Linked DNA regions of Homo sapiens: all the other regions are linked to region 1. The links are chromatin contacts, found by Hi-C or POLR2A ChIA-PET in ENCODE. All regions are on one chromosome and are shown on one strand. The core of a region is the stretch at or near the end of the contact, and the rest is flanking DNA. Distances in the headings are between cores, read along the strand shown. Region 1 holds the start of AICDA (activation induced cytidine deaminase). Region 2 holds the start of PTPN6 (protein tyrosine phosphatase non-receptor type 6). Region 3 holds the start of CLECL1 (C-type lectin like 1). Region 4 has its middle 9.7 kb from the start of LINC02390. Region 5 holds the start of CLEC2D (C-type lectin domain family 2 member D).

Region 1 (2,754 bases), core at 133-2,632:
CTCTACAGATACTGTCCTCCTTAATGATAATATATTTCCCTTCTGTCCTGTTGAATTTCATCTTTTCTCCTTTTCTGTCTTTCTCTGAATTTCAACTGCTGATTTTACCTTTGCTTTCCATTTTACTTTGAACAAGTATTTCCAATGGACCCTTCACAAGGACCTATAGCTCAGACTTGTTTTCAAAATCTCAGTGTAAACTGAGGAGACATTTGACATTGTCTGACCTCAAGAAAATTTTCTGAAGAACATTAAATCCTCCATTAAAAATCTTTATTCTGTATATTGGATGTGATGGCTCATGTCTATAATTCCAGCACTTTAGGAGGCCCAGGCAGGAGGATCGCTTGGGCCAGGACTTAGAGACCAGCCTCGGCTGGGCTAAGACCCTGTCTCTACAAAAAAATATATTTTTAAAAAATCTTTATTCTGTAATGTAAGTTCTTTATAAAGGAGTTAAATTGAGGTAAAGTATAAGGATTAGGTGTTATTCTCATACATCCATAGTAATCATAAATGTAGGAATAGAATAAGTTCTATGACAATAACCTATCAAAAACTGCACATAAAGACATTATGAGGACCTTAACCAAATTCACACCTAAGAGGTAAGTTAAGCTACGTCTGAACAAATGGAAAGATTAGTTAATAGTAAAAGTGCCATTAACTGCCTAACAATTGGGCCTTTAACATTAAATAACTTGCTTGAATGAATTTGTCTCCTTATAATGGACACAATCATAGTGACTTTCAAGCAATTAATTTAGAATGCTTGGCATTTCTAAAATTACAAATTTTCTTACTATAGCTAAATTATTTCAGTAACGCCTCCCTAGGAAAGTGTGTCTTCAAGTTGTTTTACTGTTGAATATTTACAAAATTATTACGAAAATTAGCACTACCGTTTTTAGTACAGTACTGCTATTACCTTTTCATGATTTGAGTCTCTAAAGATTTGCTATGTTAATATTATTACCATAAATTAGTTTCAACCATGGTACAAATCTCAGGACGAATCAGTACATTGTACGCACTACTTCTTTTGCCACATGAAAAAGAGGGAAATCAAGAGAAGTCTGAAACAGAAAGAATTGGGCTGACAGCGTATAAGATCTGAATAGAAGAAAAGGAGACAGATCAAAAAATATATATGCATATTGATCAAGCTGATCTTATCAGTCAGACAGTTACATGAGAGAAAGGGATAGCTACCAGTCTCATTACTCAGATTTGCTCTGAGAGGAAGGCCAGTGCAATCACCCACGAGAAGACTGCCTCTTTACCTGTCCATAGTGGTGTCCAGAGTGTCTTCTTGCCTCCCTGCAAGTCTCAGGCCAGAAAAATCTCACTTCAATTAATGATGGTTCTCTGTCTTAGTCTGACAGTGCATTGGCCCTTCACATTCAAATTTGAGCTTGCCCTTTTGGGCTCCTCCCCTGACAGCATCACCCCCACCAGGTACCCCAACGGCCTTGCTCCTGATTTGGATCCAGTGAAGATGGGTGGGTGGGGCTGTCATAGGCAGAGTCACACAGGTTAAACCATTGAGGGCAGCTCTGCTTTAATGTTTAGGTTCCTTTGGGGCTGCTGCTCTAAAAGCCCAGTCCATGCTCCATAGCTAGCAAAGATCAGGAGGCAGTAACAGTAGACACTTCAATTATAATCATGATAACACAAAATAAAAGCACAATGAGAATAGTAATATTTATGTAAATACCTTAAAGAGCATTTAAATAGCTTCTTGGGTTATTGTGTTGAAGAGCCTCAGATAGCCTCTAATTCCCCCATATTCCCACAGTCTCTCTGAACCTCAGTACAGACAGGCACTAGCAGCTCCTGCTTTGCAGTTAAGCAAATGAACTCAGTTATATAGAATTTAGAACACAAAAATTTTGCCTCCCAAACCATGGATTTTTTTCTTTCTGATTGCATTACAAGAATTGCTTGAAGACTAGATATTTACACCAAAGAGTGATTTTTGCATGAGCCATCTTTTTTAGAAAAAAAAAAAATCCTTAATTTGGAGTCAGAAGCAGCAGCAGTCCCCCAAAATACAAAAATGCTTGTTTCACCAGACAGATTCAGTGTCTAACTGGCTGCACTGAATTTGGAAAACAGGCTAAGATCTTCAAATAAAAGACTTTAATTTTGTGCTCTCATAGAACTTGGTCTATTAAAGATTTTATTTCTCTCTCCTACTGTAGCCCATATGCATTCTATTTATTCACTGAGTAGATACTTCATGCCTACTGTTAATGGAAACTATGCCAGGTGCTAGGGATGCAATGCTAAGCAATGCAGCTAGGGTCTCTGCTCTCTTCCTGCCTCAAGCCTTTGATACCATCTATACCTTGATGATTTTCAAATCAATAGCCCTAGCTTGGACCATGTATTCGTCTGTTCTCACACTGCTAATAAAGACATGCCTGAGACTGGGTAATTTATAAAGGAAAGAGGTTTAGTTGACTCACAGTTCCACATGGCTGGGGAGGCCTCACAATCATGGCAGAAGAGCAAGGGACATCTTACATGGTGGTAGGCAAGAGAGAGCTCACGCAGGGGGAAATCCCTTTATAAAACCATCAGATCTTGTGAGACTTATTCACTATCATGAGAACAGCATGGGAAAGACCCACCCCCATTGTTCAACTACCTCCCACTGGGTCCCTCCCATGACATGTGGGAATTGTGGGAACTACAATTCAAGATGAGATTTGGGTGGGGACACAGGCAAATCTATCAGACCACTTCTTG
Region 2 (2,754 bases), core at 1-2,500, 1.7 Mb before region 1:
AAACAGCATCCAGATAGAGACAAAGAGCCTTCCCTGTACCCTAAAAGTTTCCCAGAAATTGTTCCCAGTTAGCATATTTATTTTTATAAAGGTAATGCATGCCCATCATATAACATTCAAAAAGGTATGTAGAGAACCAAGTGTCTCCCCCAGCCCTGTCCTCCAGCCACCCAGTTTCCCTCCCTAGGGGAAGCCACCAATATGTGTTTCTTATGTATCCCCTGTTGAGCTGCTTTTCCTCGTTTTGGTTTGGCGGTGTTGATGTTTGTATTTGGAATTACAGGTAGGCAGCATCATATACCTTAGTGTTTAGGGCCTCTAAGATCAACCAGCCCTGAGAAAATCAGCCATGGTGAGGACCTTGTCCCCCAGCCCCCCAGGAGATAGGCCCCCTGGTGGGAGTGCTGGGGCAGGGCAGAGGCCTAGGGACAAGAATTAGAAAGGACCCATGTTGACAGGGCTGCTCAGGGTCATGTTGTCCATCCCTCTGCCACAGTGGCATGGACAAACTGCATATGTTGGTTAGAGGAGGGCACCCTTCTCTCTTGCAAGCATTGGCAAGGTCTTAACTATTAGTCTCCTGCTCCCATGGCAGCCCCTTTGGACAAGGAGGCTCTTAATCTCTGTTCTTTGAAGCCCTGAGGGCTGGTGTATAGGAGTTCAAAGCACTGGCTTTGGAACCGGACTGTCTGGGTTTGAATCCTGGCACTGCAGCTGACTCACTGATGGACTCAGGCAATGCCTTAAACTCCCTGAGCCTCAGGTTCCTTGTCTGTAAAATGATAAAGATAGCCCCTGTTTCATAGGGCTGTGGTGAGAAACCAATCAGACAAGGCATGTGAACGCCATTATAGCACAGCGCCCGGCATCCAGCAGGACTCACTCGATGACAGTTGTCACCGCCATCATTGTTATTAGCGTGGGCCAGGGAGGGCTGCGTAAAAGCAGCTGGTGGAGGAGGGAGAGATGCCGTGGGACCGTCTGGGTTCGCATGCGTGAAGTATTATCTGGGCCTGGAGTGTGCAAGGCACACATGTGTCCTTACTGCATGTGTTGTCACATATGTGCAATGCCATGCTCCTGAGCCTTTGATTGCAGACGTGTGGGAAGTGGGCCCCGTCCCCACCCCCAGTGCCACCCTGCTCTGCTTCTCTTCCCTTGCTGTGCTCTAAAACGAGAAGTACAAGTGAGTTCCCCCAAGGGGTCGGCCGCGCCTCTTCCTGTCCCCGCCCTGCCGGCTGCCCCAGGCCAGTGGAGTGGCAGCCCCAGAACTGGGACCACCGGGGGTGGTGAGGCGGCCCGGCACTGGGAGCTGCATCTGAGGCTTAGTCCCTGAGCTCTCTGCCTGCCCAGACTAGCTGCACCTCCTCATTCCCTGCGCCCCCTTCCTCTCCGGAAGCCCCCAGGATGGTGAGGTAAGGGCCTGCCACCCACGGTAGACAGGAGGCAAGGGTGCCTGGTGCCCACGGGACCCCTCCTCACTGCCCTGCCTGGGCCGCCCAGGTGGTTTCACCGAGACCTCAGTGGGCTGGATGCAGAGACCCTGCTCAAGGGCCGAGGTGTCCACGGTAGCTTCCTGGCTCGGCCCAGTCGCAAGAACCAGGGTGACTTCTCGCTCTCCGTCAGGTAGGTGGGCCCCCCGCAACCCCGGGCATTTTGGCCACTCTCTTGTGCCATCCAGGCCCTGAACCACTCATTCCTGGTTCCCCGTGGCAGTGCTGACTCCCCGTCTGTTCCCTTGCCCCCAACCCCCACACTCCCCATCCCTGTCTGTGCCCACCCATGCCCATGTGTGCCCCCACCCAGGACCTCAGCCGATCCCTGCCCTCCTGCCTCTACTCCTGCACCGACTGGCCTCACCGCCTGGTGCCCTGCAGGGTGGGGGATCAGGTGACCCATATTCGGATCCAGAACTCAGGGGATTTCTATGACCTGTATGGAGGGGAGAAGTTTGCGACTCTGACAGAGCTGGTGGAGTACTACACTCAGCAGCAGGGTGTCCTGCAGGACCGCGACGGCACCATCATCCACCTCAAGTACCCGCTGAACTGCTCCGATCCCACTAGTGAGAGGTGAGGGCTCCGCACCCCCGCCATTCCCAAGCAGGGATGAGCCGGCTCCCACCCTGAACAGCCAGGGAGGCAGGGAGACTGGCAGCCGGCGCTGCCTACCCTCCATCCCCTCCCCTCCCTGCACCAGCTGGGGCTCTCAATGTCCCTCCTCCCTGCTGTCCTGGGACCTGGTGTCTCAGAGCCTAACCTACCACCCTTTCCACCTAACCCCGAGGAAGCCACAGAAAGCTGCCTCGCCCTACTCCGGGAGCCCTGGCCGCTGCAACCCAGGTCCCACTGGAGACAGGGAGGCCACTGCTGGTGGCCAGCATGTCGTGCAGGCCAGCTCTGTTGTTAGAAAGCTCTTCTTCCTCTGGAATCGAGCCTGCCTTCCTCCGTCTGCCCCTCACCCCAGCACATGTTAGGACAGTGAGGAGCTGACACTGGGGTGAAGATGGGGATGAATGCTTGCCAAGACACTTGATGCCTTGTCCCAGCCGCCCCGTGGGGATGGGTCTGTCCTGTGGGGTCAAATAGGTCTCCGGCCCAAACAGAGATCATTGAGAGCACGATGTGAAGTGTTCACCTGTGTAAAGTGTCTCACGCTGTCCCGGGCACAGAGTAATACTCCAGGCATTTCCTTCCTGTGGCCTCCCCGACTCCTCCTGTGGTCTCCCAAAGGCATGGGCTGGGGGCTGGGGGC
Region 3 (2,754 bases), core at 90-2,589, 1.1 Mb after region 1:
CACATCCCTAAACTGGGAAAAGAATAAGGTTTTATTTATAAAAGTTCAAACCATAGACAGAAAGGCAATTAAACCCTGGAATGCGGAATCAAAAATATTGGTTTTGTTGCTTAAACTGAGTAAAATAACCTCTAGAAAAAGAAACTAACTACAGGACATTTTTGAAGCATAGGGGAATGACAGTGCAGTTCTAGTCCATGTTATTTTTCAAATTATGTTTCACTATTTCATAGGAAGTGAAAGTGCCTAAGCTGGAAGAAAAGAAAGCAAGTTAGCCTCTGCTGGGTAAAATAGAGAGGTAAGGTTTAAAATAAGAAACAAGATGCTTTTACAACCAGAAAAGGACACACACTAGATTCCTTTGATAACTATAAACTTTTGAAAATATAAAGAAGAAATACATTCCTTGGAAATACGAACAAAGTAGCAGATTCATTCCACAAGGGCAAATACAAAGGAGGAACTTTAAATTATTTAAAACACCTACATAAACTCTATGCTACAAAAATTCTTACCCTAGAGCAGAGAATGGAAATGTAACAAGACAGAGAAATTTCCTTAATACTTCAAAGAATAGAAAAGACACTGGCTATGAAAATCTATAATTTTTGAGGGGGTTTGGTGATGAAGGCACCATGTTAAGTTTAGGCATATGCTTATCGCCTCTGATTCCAGAAATATTCAATTACCTAGTCATTAATTCTAGACTTTATAAAATTAAATCTAACGTTTCATGTTTTCTTAAGTTTACATTTTTATCCTATTGATATTGTAAAAGAATAAATAACAATATGAGTAAATTGCCACAGGTATTTTTCCCAGTGGAGATGAATTTATCACATTATGTTAAAAGGTCAGATTTGATTGAGAGTGAGCAAAGCTGTGGAGCAGAAAGGCGTGATCCCGCTAGAAGTTGCTGTGTGAATATAAACATTCATCACGAGAAATCAAGAAATAGAAAGGCTATGAAAACAGAAGCAAAGTTCTACATATTAAAACCAAAGTGGCAATTTATTTTATGAACAGACATTTTGCTTCATTAAAAACATTCGCTCTTATTCTTAGCATTCAATGAATTTTGCTTTGAATCCAATCTCCTCTTTTCAGTTTGGCAATTAGATACATAAGAAAGAAATAAAGGAGATAACTAGTAAAATCTTAATTCTCAAAGGCACCCTAAATCCAGCTTACCAGATCTCTGAAGTGGAAACGCGAGTTCTAACGGGGAAGTCCGAACAGTTTTGATGTCAGCGTAGACTACATCTCCAGCCATTGCACAGATCAAAAAGAGAGAGAAGACCACAAATGATGTCCCACTGAAGGGACAATCATATTTCTGCAAAGAAACTTCTGATAAGTAAATTGAGATGGCAAATTTCCTTCTGCTCCCCAAGTGGGTGGTGGACTTCCTCCATGAATAAATGACAAAACCAATGTGTTCAGTCTTACTAATCAAGGTAGCAGATTTCTCGAATACTTGTATGACATGGAAGAAATTACTAACCATACAGTAGGTTCTCGTTTTTCAGTTAGTTTTCTGCCTAAACTTGAAATGCTTTTAACTTTTATTAATACCACAGAAGATATCTCACCATTTTCTCCTATAGACCACTTCCTCTTTTAGTTCAGGCATATATTCTCTGGCGGAAACTCTGAATTTCCAGCATCTTCTCCAAAGTAGGATAGCTATTTGGGAAACAGAACAAGAAAAAGAAGGGATTTTATTACGAAAGTTACAGAAAGGGGCCCTATGTCTTTTATCCTCCTCTCTAAATGCATTGTATTGTCTAGATAATACCTTAAAAATTCTGAAAGCTATTTGCTTTCCTGTATGCTTTATAATATTAACATTAAACTGAGGTAAAACATGAATTATGCAGAGGACTTCTGAACTAAAAAATATATATTTAAGAAACAGAAATAACTCTGTTAAAATAATTCAAGGTAATGACATAAAAGAAAAAAATCTAATTTTAAAATGAGGTGTTCAGAAATTTACTATCGAATACAACATAGCAAACATAGATTTTATCTCCTATTTCTTCTAAAATTCCACTAAAATTGAATTAAGTGAATAAAAATTTGTTAGTCTAAAACAATAACACAAAGGCTCAGGGTCCTATTAGTTGATGAAAAATTTCAACTAATTCCTGGAAAATGGAGAGTAGATGGAGATGTGATCATTGATGAAGAAGTAAAATCAGAGAAAAATGCAGCCAACACCATACAGAGGGAAATAATGGAGGAGAGCCTAGCTACCTGTGAAACCGTCATAGGACATAGAAATGTCAGATATGAAAAATGGCAGGATCCATTAGCTTATGACTAGTAGATTAACTGGAAATCTGCATATGGAAAAACTGGTTTTTTCAATACCCACTCAAGTGCATTCTGCAGAATTAATCTAAACTGCAGTCACCCCATCCCTACCCCTCATCCAAGAAATTTAACTTAGGTTAATTAAATAACTAGAGAACAGATCCTGGCTTTGTGGCATTTAGGGATCCCTCCTATAAAGACCAACTTCTGACCCTGGATGAGGCTTGAGCACCGACCTCTGTCTCTTAAGACTGCATGACACTCTCTCCCTTTTCTGGGCTGTTCCAACTGTTTGTATGTGACTAGACAATACCTACTACATACATGAAAAACTGACTTTTAGAGGTTTTATTATCTGCAGGTGGTTGCATAACCAATAATTTTTTTTTTTTTGAGACGGAGTCTCACTCTGTCACCCAGGCTGGAGTGCAGTGG
Region 4 (2,754 bases), core at 98-2,597, 1.1 Mb after region 1:
CAGCTTTCTTTTGTGGTTCCTTTTCCTTTTTCCACCCCCTAAAGTTTGGAATACCCCAGTCCTTGTACCTCTTCTTATCTGTGCTTACTTCCTAGGCAATGTCTTCTGGTCTCATCTATGGGCTGCTTACAATCACATTTATTTCTCTAGACCTAGCCTCTCCCCTGACTTCCAGCCTAAAGTATCTAACTGGATTCCTGACATTCCTACAATGATAGTTAATAGGCACTTTACACTTAACATGACTCAAGCTGAAAGCCTAGTCTTTACTTCATGCAAGCTTCTCCCTCAGTATTATCATTATCGAATACATCTTACTAGTTGATTTTCATTTCATATTACCTATCCAATACATCTAGATAAATTTAGAGTATATCCAGATATTCTCTACCTTTTGAGGCCAGTTTAAGACCAGCTTGGGCAACATAGCAAGACCCTATAGCTTACTTTTAAGGTAAAGATATATCTACCTTAAAAATAGCTGCCAACCCAAACTAAGCCATTTTCATTTCTCACCTGATTATTGTGATAGGCTCTTGACCAGTGTCCTTGTACTTGTCTCCTCATCCCCATAGTCTATTCTGCACACATTATTTAGAATGAATTTATAAAAATGTAAGTCTAACGATGTAAGTCTTTATGGCAAATTTTCAACTACCTATCTCACTCAGTAAAACGTGAAGGTTTCCCTGTGGTTCACAAGTTACTATATGATGAGGCTCCCATGTACTCCTCCAAACTCACATCTTCCTATAGTTCTTTTTAGTGCCTGTTGCACCATAATACTGTTCTGCTTTAGCCAAGCATGAACAATGCAATCTACAAATGAAATCTTTTTATTTCTTTCTTTACAATCCGTATGCCTTTTATTTATTTTTCATGTTTTATTGCACTAAATAAAACTTCTATTGTGATATTCAATAAAAGTGGCAAGAGTGGCCACCTTGCCTTTTTTCTAATCTTAGGGAGAAAGCATTCAAATCTTTCCCCATTAAATATGAGGTTATCTGTAGTTTATTACAGATAGTCTTTAACAAATTAAGGTAATTTCTCTTTTATTCCTAGGCTTCCAAGAGTTTTAATCATAAATGTTTGCTGAATTTTGCCAACTTCTTTTTTTAATCGATTGATAGAATTACATAAAGCTTTTTTATGTAAGTACAACTATTAATAAAACCCAGAATCAGAAGACTAAAAAGGACCCTGCCATCTATTGAAATGTTTAGACAAATTAATAACTATATGAGAAACAAAAACTATATTGTAGCAGGATGAGCCGCAGACAAAACCTCTCAGACACCAAGTTGGAGAAGGAAGGACTTTATTCATCTGGGAGCATCGGCAAGCTACTGCCTCAAAATCTGAGCTCCCCGAATGCACAATTTCTGTTCCTTTTAAGGGCTCACAACACTAAAGATTTCACATGAAAGGGTCGTGATTGATTTGAGCAAGCAGGTGGTACATGATAGGGACTGCATGCACCGGTGGTCAGAGAGAAACAGAACAGGGCAGGGAGTTTCACAATGTTCTTCTATACAATGTCTGGAATCTATGAATAACATCGGTTTCTAAGTTATGAGTTGATTTTTAACTAATTTTCAACTACCTATCTCACTCAGTAAAACGTGAAGGTTTCCCTGTGGTTCACAAGTTACTATATGATGAGGCTCCCATGTACTCCTCCAAACTCACATCTTCCTATAGTTCTTTTTAGTGCCTGTTGCACCATAATACTGTTCTGCTTTAGCCAAGCATGAACAATGCAATCTACAAATGAAATCTGGTTTAGGCCAGGCAGGCCCAGGCCTGGTTTCGGGCCTGGTGCTGGGCTGCCTGTCTTTGGTTTTACTTTCTTGTTGTTTTTTTCTTAAAACAGGTACTGAGTATAAAACAATATAAAACAATATGAGAGGGTCTCTCTCTTCCCTCATTTCCCCCATTTGAGACTCTCACTTTTTATTAGGGGAAGTTCTCACTCTTATTTTTGCTACTTATGTCTTTTTGTGCAATAGATCGATAGTGATTTATATAGTATGCTTGTGCTGAAGCATTTTGGTGAACTAAGGTAGCGACAAAGTTTTTTACCATTTGGAGAAATACAGGTGTCAGACAAGGGAGCAGTAAGCAAGTTCCTATTACTATTATTACTCTTATTGGAAGAGTTTTAAATCTTCTTATTGCTGGGAACCAATTTCCAAACATGGCTCTTGGATTGAGTCCGTGCCACACTTGCACGGGTACATGTGCCAGTTTTGTTATATCTTTAACTATGTCTTTAACTACTTGCCTTTGATTATCTATGTGTAGACAGTAATTAGTAAGGTTAAATTTCTTATAGACCTCTCTTTTAGCTGCTAGCAAGTAGTCGAGAGCCAATCTATTTGATAGATAGCATTTCTTCATAAGAGTCTCTTGCCAGGCAAAAACAGTCAAAGCTCAACTGGTTTTATTAGTAATAATTTCTAAAACAGCTTGTAACTGTATGATTCGGTTGAGCATGTAGATGGGGGTTTGATATCTTCATGAGCCATCTTGTGCATAAGTGGTGGGTCCATAGTATTGTATGATTTTTTCAGGAGGCCATTCATTATCTTTCTAATCACCTATGGCTATGCTTCTTTTTTCACGGGAAGCACAGACTGGGAAGCCCAGAAGTTCACCTGTTTTTATGGGCAGTAAGAAGAAAGATGGCTTAATGGTGCCAATTACACAGCTACCTGTCCACTGATCAGGCAGCTTAGCATAAGCTCTGTG
Region 5 (2,754 bases), core at 1-2,500, 1.1 Mb after region 1:
TCTCAAGCAATTTTCAAATTATTAAATTTCACAGGAAAGGAGGTTAGGAAGAACTATGTGAAAAACAGACTTGAACTTTTGGCAATCACATGTTGTTCAGGAGACAAAACCAAATTCAACTTCCAAGAAAGAGAAGCAGCTTTGATAAAAAGCAGGTTCTCAGATGGAATTACTAGAAGGCTTTATCATAGGTCCTAGGACAAACTAGAAATGATGAAATAGTAAAGAAAAAGATATATAAAATCTTACAGAAACTGGAACTCAGTCCTAATGCAACTTCATTTCTATTTGATAAAGGCAATAGCTGTCCAATCTGGAACTTATTTCTTACAGGTAAGGGGGGCTACTGTATAGAATTCAAAAGCAGGGAAAATATGTTGTCAGAGTTAAGATAGAGATTGTATTTGGGGTAATGAGCGTTGCAGGACATGAGTAGGGCACATAGCGTGTTGGTATTGTTTTACGTGGTTTTAAGATATACTTCATCTAGGCACTTGTTACATGTTATATTTTTAATGAATGTGTTTAGTTGTATGCTTATGATTTGTGCACATTACTATAAATTATATTTTAGTAAAAGGTGCCCTTACTGGCATTTATATACAAGAAATCAACACATCTGACAAGAAGCTCTTGCTGCTAAAGAGCCTCTGTGCTCCTGGATCATGCCAGAGGGAGCACAGAAGCTGCACACCGTTCAAGCCCATTTTTGAAAAGTTGTTGTAGCAGCCATAGCAGCAAATTCCCAAAATATCTTGAAGAAATTGAAAACAAGATATTTTTTGAATGAGCGTAAACTCTTGGGAATGAATTTTAATTTGAGATTAAAATTGCTGTTGTCTTTACTTACCTAACATTCATTTCCTCTGAGAGCCAACTCCTTCCTTTCAATAAATTCTTATTTTCTATCATAATATTGCTTTGTACCGCACAAAATACAATTATAATTTTTAATAGTCAAAGAAATTTTAAGTTATCAAACATTAGTTTCTTTCGTAACCAAAATACTGTTAGAGAAGTAGCTTCAACTTTTTAAAATTCTTACAAACACCAGTTTATTCTGTTGTGATGAGCTGATTTTTGAAACAATTTATGCTTCATTTGTTCCTCTAGCTATATTTAACTTAAAGGCTTGACATTTTGAGTTACTGGGGCGGTTACACACTTACACGTTTTAGTCGTTGGGCTTTTTTTTTGTTTTGTTTTGAATCATTCTTGGGGTTGAAAACGTAGAGACTGTGGTTTAGATCACTCATAGAAACTGGAGGCAAAATGCATGACAGTAACAATGTGGAGAAAGACATTACACCATCTGAATTGCCTGCAAACCCAGGTAAGAAGCTGGGCTCTACAGAGTAAGTGTGAGGACTGGAATGGGAAGGTAGTGGTAGTGATGGGCTCACACAGGAAAGGTGCTGATCTAGTAAAAAGTTTTCAAGGATAAGAGATGGAATGTGGGAGTCCATAAATTGGCTTATAATTTGTGTAAAACATGCATATATTTATATTCCCAGTTCTAACAACTAAGGAGAGGGAACAATGAGAGAAAGATGTAAGACAATGAGATAAGGTTAAGTTTAGGATTGAAAATAACAGTTAATTTCACTAAAAAAAAATCTATACAAACTCTAAAGTGTTACTCAGATACAAGATACCATCATTATTACATAGGTAGAAAACCTATCATGGAAGCTCTTAAGAGAGAAAAGGTAGAAAATAGTATGTAAAGGACATTTACAAATCAAAAAAGTAACAAAGGTTGAGTAGAAACTTAGTAGGGCATTCTAATGGAATTATGTTACATTGGATGCACTGGAAATATATATATATATAGCTTTATATGATGCTTTAGTAAGTGAAAAAAATGACTTTTGCCACAGTTAGGGAATATCAAGGTTTTATAACTTAGGACTTAAAAGTTTGGAGTTTTCTCCTCCCAACTTAAAAGGTAATCAATTTGGAGAAAAGGTAATTCAGAGGCAGAAAAAGATGAACTCTAAATGTTGTTAAATGACTTCATTTATTTCTTCATTCATTGGGTATTTTGAGCATTTTATACCAAATGCTTTAAACTGTTTGTCGGATAGTTCCAACATCTCTGTCATGTCCTCCTTGGCTTGTGTTTTCTTTCCCCATGGAAGTTGACATTTTCGTGGTTCTTCATATACTGTGTAATTTTGGATTGTAATTTGAACATTTTGAACAAATATTTAGTTAGACTGGATCTTATTTAAATTTTGGAGTATATTGATACTATTGTTTTAGCAAGCAATCACCCTGGTGAGATGAAGACAATCTGTGGGATCTGGTTCCAATGTCAGTTCCATTCTGAAAGCCTTTGTAGTGCTATTCAGACATGTGCATCAACCAGGGGTGAAATTGGGAACTGTGCAATGCTCTACTCATTAGTTCAGGTCTTAGCATCTTTAGTGTGCCAATTAGAACCATATCTAGGCATGCATAAGTTGAGGGGCAGGTGAATCCAGGAGTTTATGAATAATGTTCATGGGTCTCTTTCTAAAGTTTCTTCCTCTTCACCATCTGACCCGTACTTTCAGGTTCCCAGGGGCTTCTCCTTTCCATCCTCCAGCTAGAAATGCGGGCCTCCTTTTATTCTGATGAACCATATACTTCTGCAATTATAGCTGCATCTTTAAGCTCATGTGGCAGACGGACAGTGAGAAAGAAGAAAAAAAAAGCAAGAGGTTTGGCCCCACTCTCATGGAGCTACAGCTCAACTGAATGGAAAGGATT

Evidence for each region. A loop is a pair of places that touch in the nucleus more often than their neighbours do. ChIA-PET counts read pairs that join two places held with the same protein, here RNA polymerase II (POLR2A). Pooled maps may share reads with other maps.
Region 2: a loop to region 1 is called in a map with no recorded cell type, with 6 times the contacts of the local background. The contact joins the promoter of PTPN6 here to the promoter of AICDA in region 1. A Hi-C loop is called at or near these places in 2 of 37 single-sample maps with no recorded cell type and 2 of 50 pooled maps.
Region 3: a pooled map shows a loop between it and region 1 (3-fold over the local background). The contact joins the promoter of CLECL1 here to the promoter of AICDA in region 1. A Hi-C loop is called at or near these places in 6 of 37 single-sample maps with no recorded cell type and 4 of 50 pooled maps. POLR2A ChIA-PET finds 5 or more read pairs at or near these places in 1 of 52 experiments (OCI-LY7).
Region 4: a pooled map shows a loop between it and region 1 (12-fold over the local background). The contact joins the enhancer-like site here to the promoter of AICDA in region 1. A Hi-C loop is called at or near these places in 8 of 37 single-sample maps with no recorded cell type and 3 of 50 pooled maps. POLR2A ChIA-PET finds 5 or more read pairs at or near these places in 1 of 52 experiments (OCI-LY7).
Region 5: a map with no recorded cell type shows a loop between it and region 1 (11-fold over the local background). The contact joins the promoter of CLEC2D here to the promoter of AICDA in region 1. A Hi-C loop is called at or near these places in 13 of 37 single-sample maps with no recorded cell type and 4 of 50 pooled maps.

Annotation. Positions count from the first base shown.
Region 1 is chr12:8,611,477-8,614,230 of GRCh38, forward strand. AICDA (activation induced cytidine deaminase) reads right to left here and starts at 1,383. Exons shown (of 5, transcript NM_020661.4): 1 at 1,284-1,383. The coding sequence starts at 1,291.
Region 2 is chr12:6,950,106-6,952,859 of GRCh38, forward strand. PTPN6 (protein tyrosine phosphatase non-receptor type 6) reads left to right here and starts at 1,251. Exons shown (of 16, transcript NM_002831.6): 1 at 1,251-1,415; 2 at 1,504-1,626; 3 at 1,878-2,072. The coding sequence starts at 1,408. RefSeq lists enhancers at 549-1,484, 1,485-2,418, 2,419-2,754.
Region 3 is chr12:9,731,758-9,734,511 of GRCh38, forward strand. It overlaps CLECL1 (C-type lectin like 1), which reads right to left and starts at 1,340. Exons shown (of 2, transcript NM_001441815.1): 1 at 1,192-1,340. The coding sequence starts at 1,273.
Region 4 is chr12:9,711,669-9,714,422 of GRCh38, forward strand. It overlaps a transcript of CLECL1 not described here. Among named protein-coding and RNA genes, the nearest start is that of LINC02390, 9.7 kb to the left of the region's middle. RefSeq lists enhancers at 1,552-1,721, 1,732-1,781, 1,832-1,881. Within about 2 kb of position 1,348, at least 2 of the 41 ENCODE cell types and tissues checked have a DNase peak (open chromatin) inside an H3K27ac peak, as active enhancers do; they include OCI-LY7, where a contact is called at or near this core.
Region 5 is chr12:9,668,463-9,671,216 of GRCh38, forward strand. CLEC2D (C-type lectin domain family 2 member D) reads left to right here and starts at 1,251. Exons shown (of 5, transcript NM_013269.6): 1 at 1,251-1,333. The coding sequence starts at 1,273.